Linked DNA regions of Homo sapiens: region 1 is linked to region 2. The links are chromatin contacts, found by Hi-C or POLR2A ChIA-PET in ENCODE. All regions are on one chromosome and are shown on one strand. The core of a region is the stretch at or near the end of the contact, and the rest is flanking DNA. Distances in the headings are between cores, read along the strand shown.

Region 1 (6,375 bases), core at 3,667-6,166, 60 kb after region 2:
ACCCCCATCTCTACTAAAAATTCAAAAATTAGCCAGGAGTGGAGGCACACACCTGTGGTCCCAGCTACTCGGAAGGCTGAGGCAGGAGAATTGGTTGAACCCGGGAGGTGGAGGTTGCAGTGAGCCAAGATGGTACCATTACACTCCAGCCTGGGCAACAGAGCGAGACTCCACCTCAAAAAATAAAAAAATAAAGTAAACAAATACATAAATAAAAATTTAGAAATAAAGCAATCTCAGTCTTTGAATAAAGCTTCTCATTATATTATGATATAAAAATATTAAATTTTACTCCTAAAAATCTTACAATCACTATCCCTCTTTATTTTCCATTGGACCATACCAGCCAGTCAGAATATTCTCGCACTCTCTAATCCACACTCATCCACAAAAACACACATGCATTCAATATTCACATGCCCAAAAGCTATCTCCACCCATTGTTCAATTTATATAAAGTCACTATTCTATTTCCAATAGTCATCCATCCACTCATTCGAACCAAGGTTCTCAGTTAACTGTAATTCCATGAGCTGCAAAGTTCTTCACCTTTGAAGATGTCACATTGTTTTCTAGAATTTCTCCTTCCTCCTAACAGTCTTGTCACCATACGCATCTTGCTCCAGCTGCCTTCTGGAGCAGGTGATGGGATGAGAGAGGAAGAAGAATCCCTCCTCCCATCTCTCAGAAGTGCAGCTTCTGCCAATCACCATGAAACAGCAGGAACACTGGGCTGAAAACAAGCACTGAAGGAACCAAAGAGTAAATAAATATCAGCACAGACGCAGACCTTGATATCCAGCTCATCAAAGCGTGCTGCACCCTCCCAAAAAACAGTCCCTTACTTGAAAGAGCGTTAGAATTAGAGAGGAGCCTGTGACGCTTGGCAACACCACAGCTGCTCTCAGCAGGGTGCCACAGCACAAAAGGGTCTCAGGAAATTGTCACAAGTGAAGGAAACACAAATGTAAAATTGATGAGGAAAATACCTGCCTTAAAATGATAATGGCAATTGGAAGTATTCCAGATGGCGTCAATGTGGAAATGATCCAGTAAATGAGATTACAGCCGGGTAGTAGCATGCCAGGTCAATCTTAAAAGTTGTTGTGTATAGCGATGTTTATTAATTTGAAAAGATATTCATATATTTTATGAGAAAGAGTCAGGTTTCAAACAATATGTAAGATAGGGTTCTGATGTAAAGACATAAGGAAAAGGAGAGAGCGAACGAGAAATTGACAGGATCTGTAACTATGTGTAATGCTGGATGGTGAATTGTTTTCTTTCTTCCTCTTTGTTCTTTGTTCCTACAGTCTAATATTTATAGTAAGTGTATATTTTACAACTAGACAAAAACTTTTTTTTTTTTGAGATGGAGTCTCGCTCTGTTGCCCAGGCTGGAGTGCAGATGGCACGATCTTGGCTCACTGCAACCTCTGCCTCCCGGGTTCAAGAGATTCTCATGCCTCAGCCTCCCGACTTGCTGGGATTACAGGTACATGCCACCGCACTCGGCTAATTTTGGTATAGACTGAAACATTTTTAAATGTATAAATTTCACACTGCAGTGCAATACAAGGCAGAGAAGCACTTCGGTGCAGTGGGAACTCCGCGTGGGGGCCACATCCCCGGGTTTCACCTCCAGTTCTGCTGCCAAGACATTTAAGAAAGTCATTTAACCATTAGAGCTCATTTCTCCACCTTAAACATGAAGACGCTAAGTCCACTTATGGCTATAAAATCTGGAGTAATCGATTTCTTAAACCCATATATCTACCCACCCTAAACACACTGTTCTTACACACATTGCCAAACTCTCCGGCTCATCGTCACACAGCAAAGCCAAAGACCTCAAACTTTTCTGCCAGGTGACAGCCCTGCTGGAGGCTTCTGGTCACCTTGCACATTCCCGTGTGTCCTCTGGACAGAACACCACGCAAGCCTACACGCCCCACAATCCAGGGGAGGCTGAATTAGCAGCTGTGCAACACCACTAATGTGGAGCCTTTCCAGCTTCATTGAGTTTGACTTAAAATAAATGGAGACTTGTGTGTGTTGGGTGAGGGTGGTGGTGCGTATCCCCATTTTGTTTAATTTGGGAAGGGACTTTTGGTGGCTTTGCCAACCCATGGCAATATTTGCAGTAAAAATTCACAGCTGATTCTCTCCCTTCTGGTCTGTGGAGTCTCCTTGGGAACCACTGATATGAATCCAGCCCCTGTCTACAGAGGTGGAGGATCAGGGGGCGTCTGCAGGAGCATGTGGCCAGGCATGGGTGCACCTAGATGCGGTGAGCAGGGGTACTGGAGAACAGGGTCCCTGACAGAGGGATGCAGGTCGTGGAGGACATCGGCCAGGGACCCTGGAGCGCCATAAAGCTGCTGGGGCTGAGGCAGGATGAAGTCGGCACACGCGATGTTCTCTGTTTCTCAAACTGGGGGACGGCGGGATGAAAGCGGCACCCAGGAAGGCTCAGCCTGGCACGAGTGTGCGAGCTGAACGGAATGTGGACGGTGTTGGCCCAGGACGCAGCTCAGAGGCTGCTGCAGTAATCCCGGCGTGAATGAGGCTGTAATCCCCACAGAATGATGTGCTGGGCAATGTGGAGCCTGGCTTCATTTCCAGCTCTATTTATGGCTCTGAATTACAGGAAAAGTGGGGGAGGGCACTGCTCCTGAAGCTCCGTTTCCTCCTCCCGTGGTCCTAGGTATCTGACCACCTGCAGCCACAGTCCCTGAGCACACTGTGCATGCGGGAAGCCCAAATACACAGATTCTGGAACTTTCCGAAGACACAGAGGGTGGCTCTGTTCTTCCCCTGAAGGCAACTCATCCATGCCACACGTGTCTTTATCACTACCGGAAAGCTCCAATGCGTCCTAACGCCTCCGGTTTGATGGTTGACTCTGTTTCACTCTGAACACCACAGAAGAAGACGGCCGTGCCAAAGATGCACGGGAATGAGAATGTTTGCCAGATAGGAGCACAATTTTCATCAAGCTTGGTTCTTAGGAGTGACACTCACTTTATGACATAAACTCAAATTTCTTTTACACAAAAATCAGGGGCAGTAATAAAAAGGTATTCTATGTGACCGGGAAGCATGGTCAACCGTGAAAACAGAACTTCAAAACAAGAGGCAGAGCCAATCAGGGAACGCTTCCATACAAACAACGTGCACAGCAAGGGCTGAGAAAAATAAGGCCTTTTCCTGGGTATTGTTTTGTGGGACTGCATCACGGTTGCAAAATTCGTGTGCCTCACTGGAAGCACAATGTTCTGCACTTACACCCTAGTAAATATTTTTACAAGATAATACTTCATGATAAAGGTGTTTGGCTCACAAAACCTCTCCCTGTCAACAACTGGAGGTTGACCTGTCACTTGCCCAAAGCTGTACAAACACTGGTGGGGGATATTTGCATCTGTCACTTCTAAAACACCCTCCTTTTTAAATCTAGTATGAAAGACAGTTTCCTCCAAAAAAAAAAAAAAAAAAAAAAAACCAAAAGCTGTTTCTTTTTTTTTCTTTTCTTTTCTTTTTTTTTTTTTTTTTTTTTAATGTTCCTAAGACTGGGGAAATCTGAATCTTTTCCTGAAAGCAGAAGTGACTGGCTGGCATGAATTAATAGGATTCATTGGTGCTGACTCCCCCACCTGCACATTCCTGCCCACAGTCGCGAATCTTGACGATGACATCCATGAGCACAAAGAATTATGCCAGGCAATCCTAGAGAATGGGAGTGTTTAACCTTTTCCTCGCCATCTTGTCTACTTTTATCTCTGCAGAACCCTCTGTGGAAGCGGTGGTCTGACACAAGCATTTCTGGATGACGCTGAACCTGCTTACAACTCCCTGCTGCTGTCAGGCAGAACATTCTCCAAACCGCATGAATTTGGAAGTCTGGACACTTCAGGCATCATCAGGTTTATGGTTTTGTCATAACCCTGCTGAAAGTCCTTTACCATCTCCAGGCCTCCATTTATTTTCTATAAAATAAGGAGTTTGGAATGGCACTGTGTTGATATTCTCCAGTTTTGTGAAACATCGTACTCAACAATCGCGAGCAGGCATTTTACAGACCTTGCTTTCCTAGACCTGCTCAAGTAGAACATTCAGGTCAGTGCTAAGAGTTAATATGCTGCCTCCGTCTGACCTCCACATTATGAAAAAAAATATAAAGGAAAGAGCAAAAGGTAGAGCAAGTAGGTTTCGGGCTTGGTGGAGTAGCTCTGAGTGCTGCCCTGTCCTTGGCTGTGTGTGCCAGGTGAAGCGTCTGTGAAGGTCCCCAGTGGGGTGTGCAGAGCACAAGGGCTGCTTCTGAATGCAGGCACGTGATCTAAGGACACTGTGCATCACCAGTGTGACCCCAGGAGTAGTTTCAGAGCTTTGATAAGACCTAGGCCAGGCTCAGTGGCTCACGCCTGTCATCTCAGCACTTTGGGAGGCCAAGGTGGGTGGATCAGCTGAGGTCAGGAGTTCAAGACCAGCCTGACCAATATGGTGAAATCCTGTCCCTACTAAAAGTACAAAAATTAGTTGGGTGTGGGGGCGAGCGCCTGTAATCCCAGCTACTTGGGAGGCTGAGGCAGGAGAATCATTTGAACCCGGGAGGTGGAGGTTGCAGTGAGCCGAGATCACACCACTACCCTCCAGCCTGGGAGACAGAGCAAGACTCCATCTCAAAAAATAATAATAATAATAATAATAATAATAAGCCCAGGAACATCAGATGTGGGCTGCATTGACGGCCTGCCTCTCTCTACACCACAGGAATCTGGGCTGTAAAGGCAGGATATAAATTCAAGTCCACATGCTATGGAGAAATCAGAGGTTTCGAAAGTATCTCCGTGACTGTTTTTGAAGTCACAGCTAATAATTCACCGTCTGACACTCCGGGGCTTGCCTGGATCTAAAAATAGTTGTTCCCCCGAGCTGGTCGGGGAACTGGCTGAGAAGGGAGGGAGCTGCGTGGAACACATTCTGAACCATCAGGAAACCCAAAGCAAAATCGAATCTTGCCACCTAAGATTTGATTATTAAAAGATGGATTTGACAGCTGATTCCCCATTAATTACATTTGTAAAGATATTTGAAAGACAGGAATGAAATGACAGTGGCCCTGACACAGTCCTTGGGGTTTAAGACGGAGTCTGACATTGTATCTGTCTCCGGTTCTGCAGCAGCTTAGCGACATCAGAGACAATTGAAGCAAAGGGCCCACTTATGGCTGACAGCTGACCCTGCAGCCCAGCTGGGAAGCCCCTGAGACGACCCGGGTCCAGCCATCAGGGAAGGGAACCAGCGTGGCCCCAGGAGGGCTTTAGGCTGAGGCTTCTCCCAGGATGTGGAGGCTCAGCACTTTGCACAAATTGGATTCATGCCAAAGGAAACTGAAAGCCTGCCTTTCTTTTTTTCCCAGTGCACATCTCAGATTATTTGGCCTTTGTCCGAGGACTGAAAACAGTTCTGTGTCCAAGTATGTTTTTAATACCTGATATTTATTTCACAAAAAAGCTGAAATTGCTTTGTGTGTCCAGGCTTGAATGTTTAAGGCATACTTGATTAATACATGTGTGCTGAGCGCTTCCTGGGGCTCCTAGACACTGCCAAAGGTAGCTCAGTGGGGAAATTCAAGGCAATTTTCCCCTTAACTTTTGCTACTTCTGACCATTTTCCACTTATGTTATTATGCTTCTGTATCCATCTGTCTGCCTATGTCTAGCTATCCATCATCTATCAATCAATCACTGTATCTTGCAATGGAGGAATTAACTGTGATGTTTTCAAGCGTGTCGCTTCTCTCATATTCCTATTAACATATTGGAAACGCTCAGCTAAATAGAATAAAGTTTTTAGCCTAAACCTACAGTGAATGTCTAATGCTTTGGGCAAGATATTGAAGGGGTGGGGGAGAGATAATATGAATGCTTTCATAGACACAGCTGGACTTCTTTCCCCCTAAACATGAGTGAGAATTCTTTCTATGCTTCTAGTTGAGATTGTAGATAAATAGAGAAATCACATTTGAACATAGGAAATGGCTTCTGATAAAGAAGGCACATTCCTGTCTCTCTCACACACACATGCACGCATGCACGCACACACGGACCTCCCACCCACCCATCAGAAGCGTATCAGAGGCCTCTGCCTCCCGCCAGGATTCCCGGCTGCAGGACACAGCCCAGCAGGAGAAGCTTTTCCCTCCATTCTTTCAAGGGTGAGTGGACACATAGGCTGGTGTCGCGTGGTTTGCTTGGTCAAGTGAGGTCCAGTTCCTGGAGGTGGGTTTCTTTCAACATCTGAGAACAGTCACATGGCCCATAGTGCAGAGCCTTCAGAGAGGAAAGGCACTGGTTCCAAGCATTTCAGTTT
Region 2 (5,693 bases), core at 2,165-4,664:
GTTAGGATGAGTGTTTAAAGAGGATGCTAGATTTGGTAGACATGCATTGCTTTTGCCTTTTTAGCCTTCATCCCTCCCTTTGCTGGCAGTCAGAGCTGCTGCTTCTTCACCCTTGCTCCATGGGCTTTGGACATGTCTAATTCCAGCTTACTTCCAAGACTCTGCATGTAACTAAGAGCTCATTCTCTTGGGCATATGGTACAACCCATTGCTATTCTACTAACTATCATGGCTTTCGCAGGGACAATCAGGGGATGAGCATTCTCTCATGGGGCTGCCAAGTGACTGTCTGAATCTTCTGGTAGCCGTCTCTCTACTAGGATATCAGACCAAAGAACTAATCTACTCAGAAGAAAGAGATAGGAAGATTGATCTATTCCCAGTAACACCATTTGAGCCCTTAGAGTCAGTTGTGACTGAAAACAATTCTACTCCTGAAATTGGTAGCTTCTACATCTATCTATCTCCTACCCAGGTTTTTTTGTTTGTTTTGCTTTTATGTGCTTCTATCAATTTAAGCTGGATTTTTTATCATTTGTGTTGGATATTCTTAATAAACAGACTGCATTTCAAAAGAAATCCTAGTATATTTTAAAGTATACTTTTTAAATGCTAGGATGGCTAAAAGAATCTATAAATCAACTCATTAGACAAATAGGTGAAAAAACTGGGCATCTTTGGTTTAGGAAAGAAAGGATCGGCCAAGCATGGTGGCTTACGCCTATAATCCCAGTACTTTGGGAGGCCAAAGCAGGTGGATCACGAGGTCAAGAGATCAAGACCATCCTGGCCAACACAGTGAAACTCCCAACTCTACTAAAACTACAAAAATTAGCCGGGCATGGTGGCACACAGCTGTAGTCCCAGCTACTCGGGAGGCTGAGGCAGAAGAATCGTTTGAACCTGGGAGGTAGAGGTTGCAGTGAGCTGAGATTGCACCATTGCACTCTAGCCTGACAGCAGAGGGATACTTCTTCTAAAAAAAGAAAAAGAGATGATCAGAGTACACATGTTGTCCTCAGCTATTTTAAGCGGTGTTATCTAGAAGAGGGAGAAGACGTGCTGTGGAGCCCCCAGTCATGTGTAGTAACATCACTAGAGTGATTCAGGTAAGACCTGGTGACAGGGAGTGTTGCCAAGGAAGAGATGCCTTCTCAGGGCAGCATTAAGGGCTAAACAGCTCTAAAGTATTTTGAAATTGACCAGCCTGACTCAATAATTTGAGCTGAGAATTCCACTGTGATGCTTCATGCTAACAATATCATCTACAAGGATGGCTTACCAAGAAAACTCAAACTCACTCCGCAGGGGTGAAGATGGGGGAGGAAGAGGTTAAAGGCCAAGTGAGAAAAGATTGAATTTTGAACAGTTTTCTGAAATGCTGCCATTGATTTATTAGTTATATCTGGGAGTAATTTACATCCAACCCAATTTCCCCATGGCTTAAAGCCACTCAAGAAAGTTCACATACCTGTTACACAAACTGTTGCATTCTAAAGTCATAGGCGATGCTTGTTGAGAAGTCCACAGAAGTGATAGCAACTACATAAAATAATGTCCACCAGAGAGTTGAATTTTTAAGAAATAAAATTTTGAATGAATAGACTTCTATAGAGTTTGGATAAAAGTCTCAAGAATTGGGTGAATTTATTGGCTATCAGCTCCCTGCAATAACCTCAAAATATCTTAATTATGAAAATGTGATGAATCTTATTATTTCAGTGGGTGATAAGACATTCAGAATTATTTCCATAAAAATAAGAATTATGGCAGCAAAACATTTATTCAATTGTTCTGGCTTACTACATGGTAGGCTAGTGGCTAAGATTTGTAACAGATACAACAAATACCAATAACTTTTTAGAAAAATAAAGATTTAATAGATGTGTTTTGTAAACAGTATGTAAGTAGATGTAGAAGATATGCTGTCTGATGTGAGAAGGAGCTGAAGGATCATTGAAGGCCGCCTCCTGTGTTGGCCCCACTTTATTAATGAATGTACTGAGACTGGGGCTCCATTGACTTTCCTGAGGTCACATAACTGATAAATGATCAAACAGTTGTAGGACCAGTTTCCAACAACACCGATCTTCGACATAAAAATCCTGAATTTTGGGATGGCGGAGTTGTTCTTCAAACTCAGCCTGTCTTCTCTATTTCTGTTCTGACTGTCTTAGTAATAATAGTAGATACAACTTATATGGTGCTGTCCTAGAATGCTAGGGTTGCCAAAACAAAATGGCTCAACCTGGGTGGCTCAAACAATAGAAACTTAGTGTGTCACAGTCTGGAAGCTAGAAGTCCATGCTCAAGATGCTGTCAGAGTTAGTATCTGGTAGGGCCTCTTCCTTTGGGTTGCAGACAGCCACCTTCTCCCTGTGAATTCAAAAGGCCATTTGCCTGTGTGCAAGGAGAGAGAGAGAGACAGAGAGATCTCCGATGTCTCTTTCTCTTCTTATAAGAGTACTTGTTCTATCAGATTATGGCCCCACCTTACGGCTCAATTAACCTTAATTACCTCCCTAAATTACCTAACTCCAGTTACATTGGGGTTTAGGGCTTCTCACATATAAATTTTGGAAGTGACACAATTCAGTATATAAAAAGCACCTGGTGTTTCAGACACTGATTAGTGGGTTTTTTTTTTTTTAATTTACTAACTTACATACTGCTAAGCAAATTACAAATTAATTTATGAAATTGATAGTTAATTAATAAATTACTAATTGAATTATGACAATATCTATTGTTATCCCCACTTACAGGTGAGAAAACGGAGGCATAGAGCATTCTAATAACTTGTTTATGGTCTTGTGGAGGGTTGAGCCAGGTTTTGGGTCGTCATATCAGTCCAGTCCGGAGTCCAGGTGTGCTCACCCCCTGCCTATCTGACCTCTCTTTACCCCTCTTTTGTGGTGTGGTCTATCACAACAGATCCTAGGGCTCGGCCTATTCGGCAGACTCCAGAGGAAGTTAGTTTCCTAACGTGAGCTCTCACGGGGTGAATCCATCTGTTCGTGGCCCCATTTTCACAACACGGTAGAATGAATGGTAGGCCCACATTCCAGCTCCATCAGCCTGCCTAGCAACCCTTGCCCATCATCCACAAGGCTGCCCCGTCCACAAGGCAAGCTCCCGCCAGGTCCTCTCCAGCCCCAGCCCCATTTCTGAACGTGGATCATTCTCCAAACATCCCGCACGCTGCTCCCCCAGTCCGCACATCCTCCTCTCCCTTCTTTTCCAGGCGTGGTGTCTCCCTTCCTTGACAGATTTTATCAAGATTCAGGGAGCACAAACCACACTGTCTTTGCTGTGCCCACCCACTGCTCTCTCCATACTTGCTCGGAATATCTGATGCACTGCACCTTTATGACTCATTTACATCTTATTCATCATCTTTTCAACTTTAGACAGAGACTTCCTGGAGGGCAAAGGCTGTGTGAATGTTATTTTTGAATGCCTAGTTCCCAAATTCAAGCTGGAATATACTTGACCGTCAATATTTGTTGAATGAATGGTTGCCCAAGTGTTATGGTCTGTGTTGAATGCATTTTTTTTGTAGCTAACATGAGGAAAGCCAATTGGAATTCAATTTTGTTGACATCTTCCTATTAGCCAGAAGCAGGAATAGAATCCATCTCTGTTGAGGTCCCTGAGGGCAAGGCAAGTAGCTCCTCTTGACGTGTGTCACTGGATAAACAGAACTCTAGTAAAGAGTTTGCTCATTTTTAAAAGTGAGAAGAGTTGCTCAGTTGTTCTAAAAATATTGTGTCCTTATTACCATTGCCTTTGGAATATATTTGTTCTGTTATTTATCTCAGAAATAATTCTACCTCTAGAATACATGCAACACAGTTCTATAGCAGAAGTAATAATACACAATTGCAGGGTCACGTTCATGTATAGAAAACCGAAATCTGTATCTATGGCATGCAATTGATGAATGTCCTCTCCACATGAATTTTATTGGCAAATAGTAATAATTGATAGCTGGGCAGTTCTCTACTTTTCCAAGCATTCTCATCTTTTTTTTTTTTTTTTATTCTCAGAGAAATATGTGAGGTCTTTGGGCAGGTGGGGCTTTGTTCTTCCATTCTACCTGTAAAGAAGCCAGGACTGAAGGAGCTTTTTACAGATCATGGAGCCAGTCTTGGATTAAAGAGCTTTACAGATCATGGAGCCAGTCTGGGAACCTCAGTGAGACTTTGCTTCCTCTACACAAAGCTTCCCTCATTCATGTAAAGCAAATCATAGAATTTCCCTTGCTTTAGAAATATATTAAGCTCTTAAAGATAAAATTCATATACAGAAAATGCATAATTTCAAAATGATTAGAAAATAAATGGCTATATTGATAAAGATGTGAAACAAAGTAATACTCTTGTTCAGAAAATTGACACCAAAAATTTAGTTTCTATTAGATAAAGTAATGGGTGAGAATAATAATTTTGAACTTGTTTTTACCATCATTTAAAGAGGATCCAAAATGTTGGTCAGCAATGCCTTCATTCACTCATTTATGCAACTTTGTCGTGCTATGAGCAATGGCACTTTACACATGGAAAATGCACTTGTTTCATGTATTTAAAAACCTCCCTGTACACCAAGGTGTAGCAAATATCACATGTGTAATCCATGAGGCAAGACAAAGATGAGCAGGCCGTGTAATTTGCAAAGAAAGTCAGGCTTGGTTTGTGTGCCTGATTTAAATGAATTCTAGAGAAAGGAAATCGCTCTTAGGCAGAGGAGAAGGCAGGGTGCTAATGAATAAAATGCTGGGCATCAACTTTCTTGCCTGTTGACACCATCGTCTTTTTGCCTAATGATCTCTCCCACTACCAGACCACGAACTTGGAACCCAGCAAATGTAGTAACTCTAGCGGACCATGCTGTGCCTGGCAGTCATAGAAGGCACTCGATGAATGCTTGTTAGTGAGATGGCTCATCTTACGATTGACATGAACACACCACAGAAATCCTAGCATGTGTGTGTCCTGGAAGGAGAAGAAGAAAATGGCCTCTGTGGACAGCTCCCTGCAGTCCAAAGCTACAGGTGCTTGGTGTGTTGCTTCAGTTCAACTCTGAACAGCTCCACGAGGACAGGATGAACCTCGAGGAGGCATGAACTGCAAGAGAGGCATGAATCGCCGTGGAGCAGATTGTGGCAAGTCTGTGTTGGAGCTCAAAACTCCTCATGCTGGAGTTATGATGCATCTCTTGCAGGCCACACATGCCTCCACTCTGGACTTGGTGCTGACAGCCACAGAGACCAGGGCTTATGCTCTTAGGACCATGGGGGAGGCTGCCCTTGCCCTCCAGGGAGACAGATATCGTGTGTTGTTTTCCCAGAGTAGAAAGAAGTGGCAACAAAATACTGAGGTCAACTTGATAATCTCACCATTCTGGTTGACAAAGATGAAAATGCAGAATTTTCAGAGTTCATCAGCAATACATTACTTTTCCTCCAAACTCACATATTTTGTCTACAATCAAAAATTAAGAGTTAGGTGATTTTCTGAAGTAGTTGTCTGCACAATCAGAACGACAGCTCAAAAGCTCTTCGTGCCTCAATCCTAAATTACTTAAATAAATGCTTTGACCTTTCATGGCCCGAGGCAGACCCAGCCTAATGGAAGCTTGAAGCAGGCTTCCTCTGGTCAGTGCTCACTTTCCTTTTTATTTTTTTTAAGTCA

The links. Hi-C counts contacts between places; a loop is a spot of excess contacts on that map. ChIA-PET counts read pairs that join two places held with the same protein, here RNA polymerase II (POLR2A). Pooled maps may share reads with other maps.
Region 1: a map of Calu3 shows a loop between it and region 2 (2.1-fold over the local background). The contact joins two enhancer-like sites. A Hi-C loop is called at or near these places in 4 of 168 maps with a recorded cell type or tissue (CD4-positive, alpha-beta T cell, Calu3, IMR-90 and 1 more) and 9 of 50 pooled maps. POLR2A ChIA-PET finds 5 or more read pairs at or near these places in 2 of 52 experiments (AG04449 and Panc1).

The regions. Positions count from the first base shown.
Region 1 is chr10:3,744,900-3,751,274 of GRCh38, forward strand. LOC105376360 (a long non-coding RNA gene) reads left to right here. Exons shown (of 2, transcript NR_131187.1): 2 at 3,789-5,865. Among named protein-coding and RNA genes, the nearest start is that of KLF6, 37 kb to the right of the region's middle. Within about 2 kb of position 4,917, at least 25 of the 41 ENCODE cell types and tissues checked have a DNase peak (open chromatin) inside an H3K27ac peak, as active enhancers do; they include PC-9, where a contact is called at or near this core.
Region 2 is chr10:3,686,662-3,692,354 of GRCh38, forward strand. All of the region lies in intron 1 of LOC105376360 (a long non-coding RNA gene), which reads left to right. Among named protein-coding and RNA genes, the nearest start is that of KLF6, 96 kb to the right of the region's middle. Within about 2 kb of position 3,415, at least 2 of the 41 ENCODE cell types and tissues checked have a DNase peak (open chromatin) inside an H3K27ac peak, as active enhancers do; they include PC-9, where a contact is called at or near this core.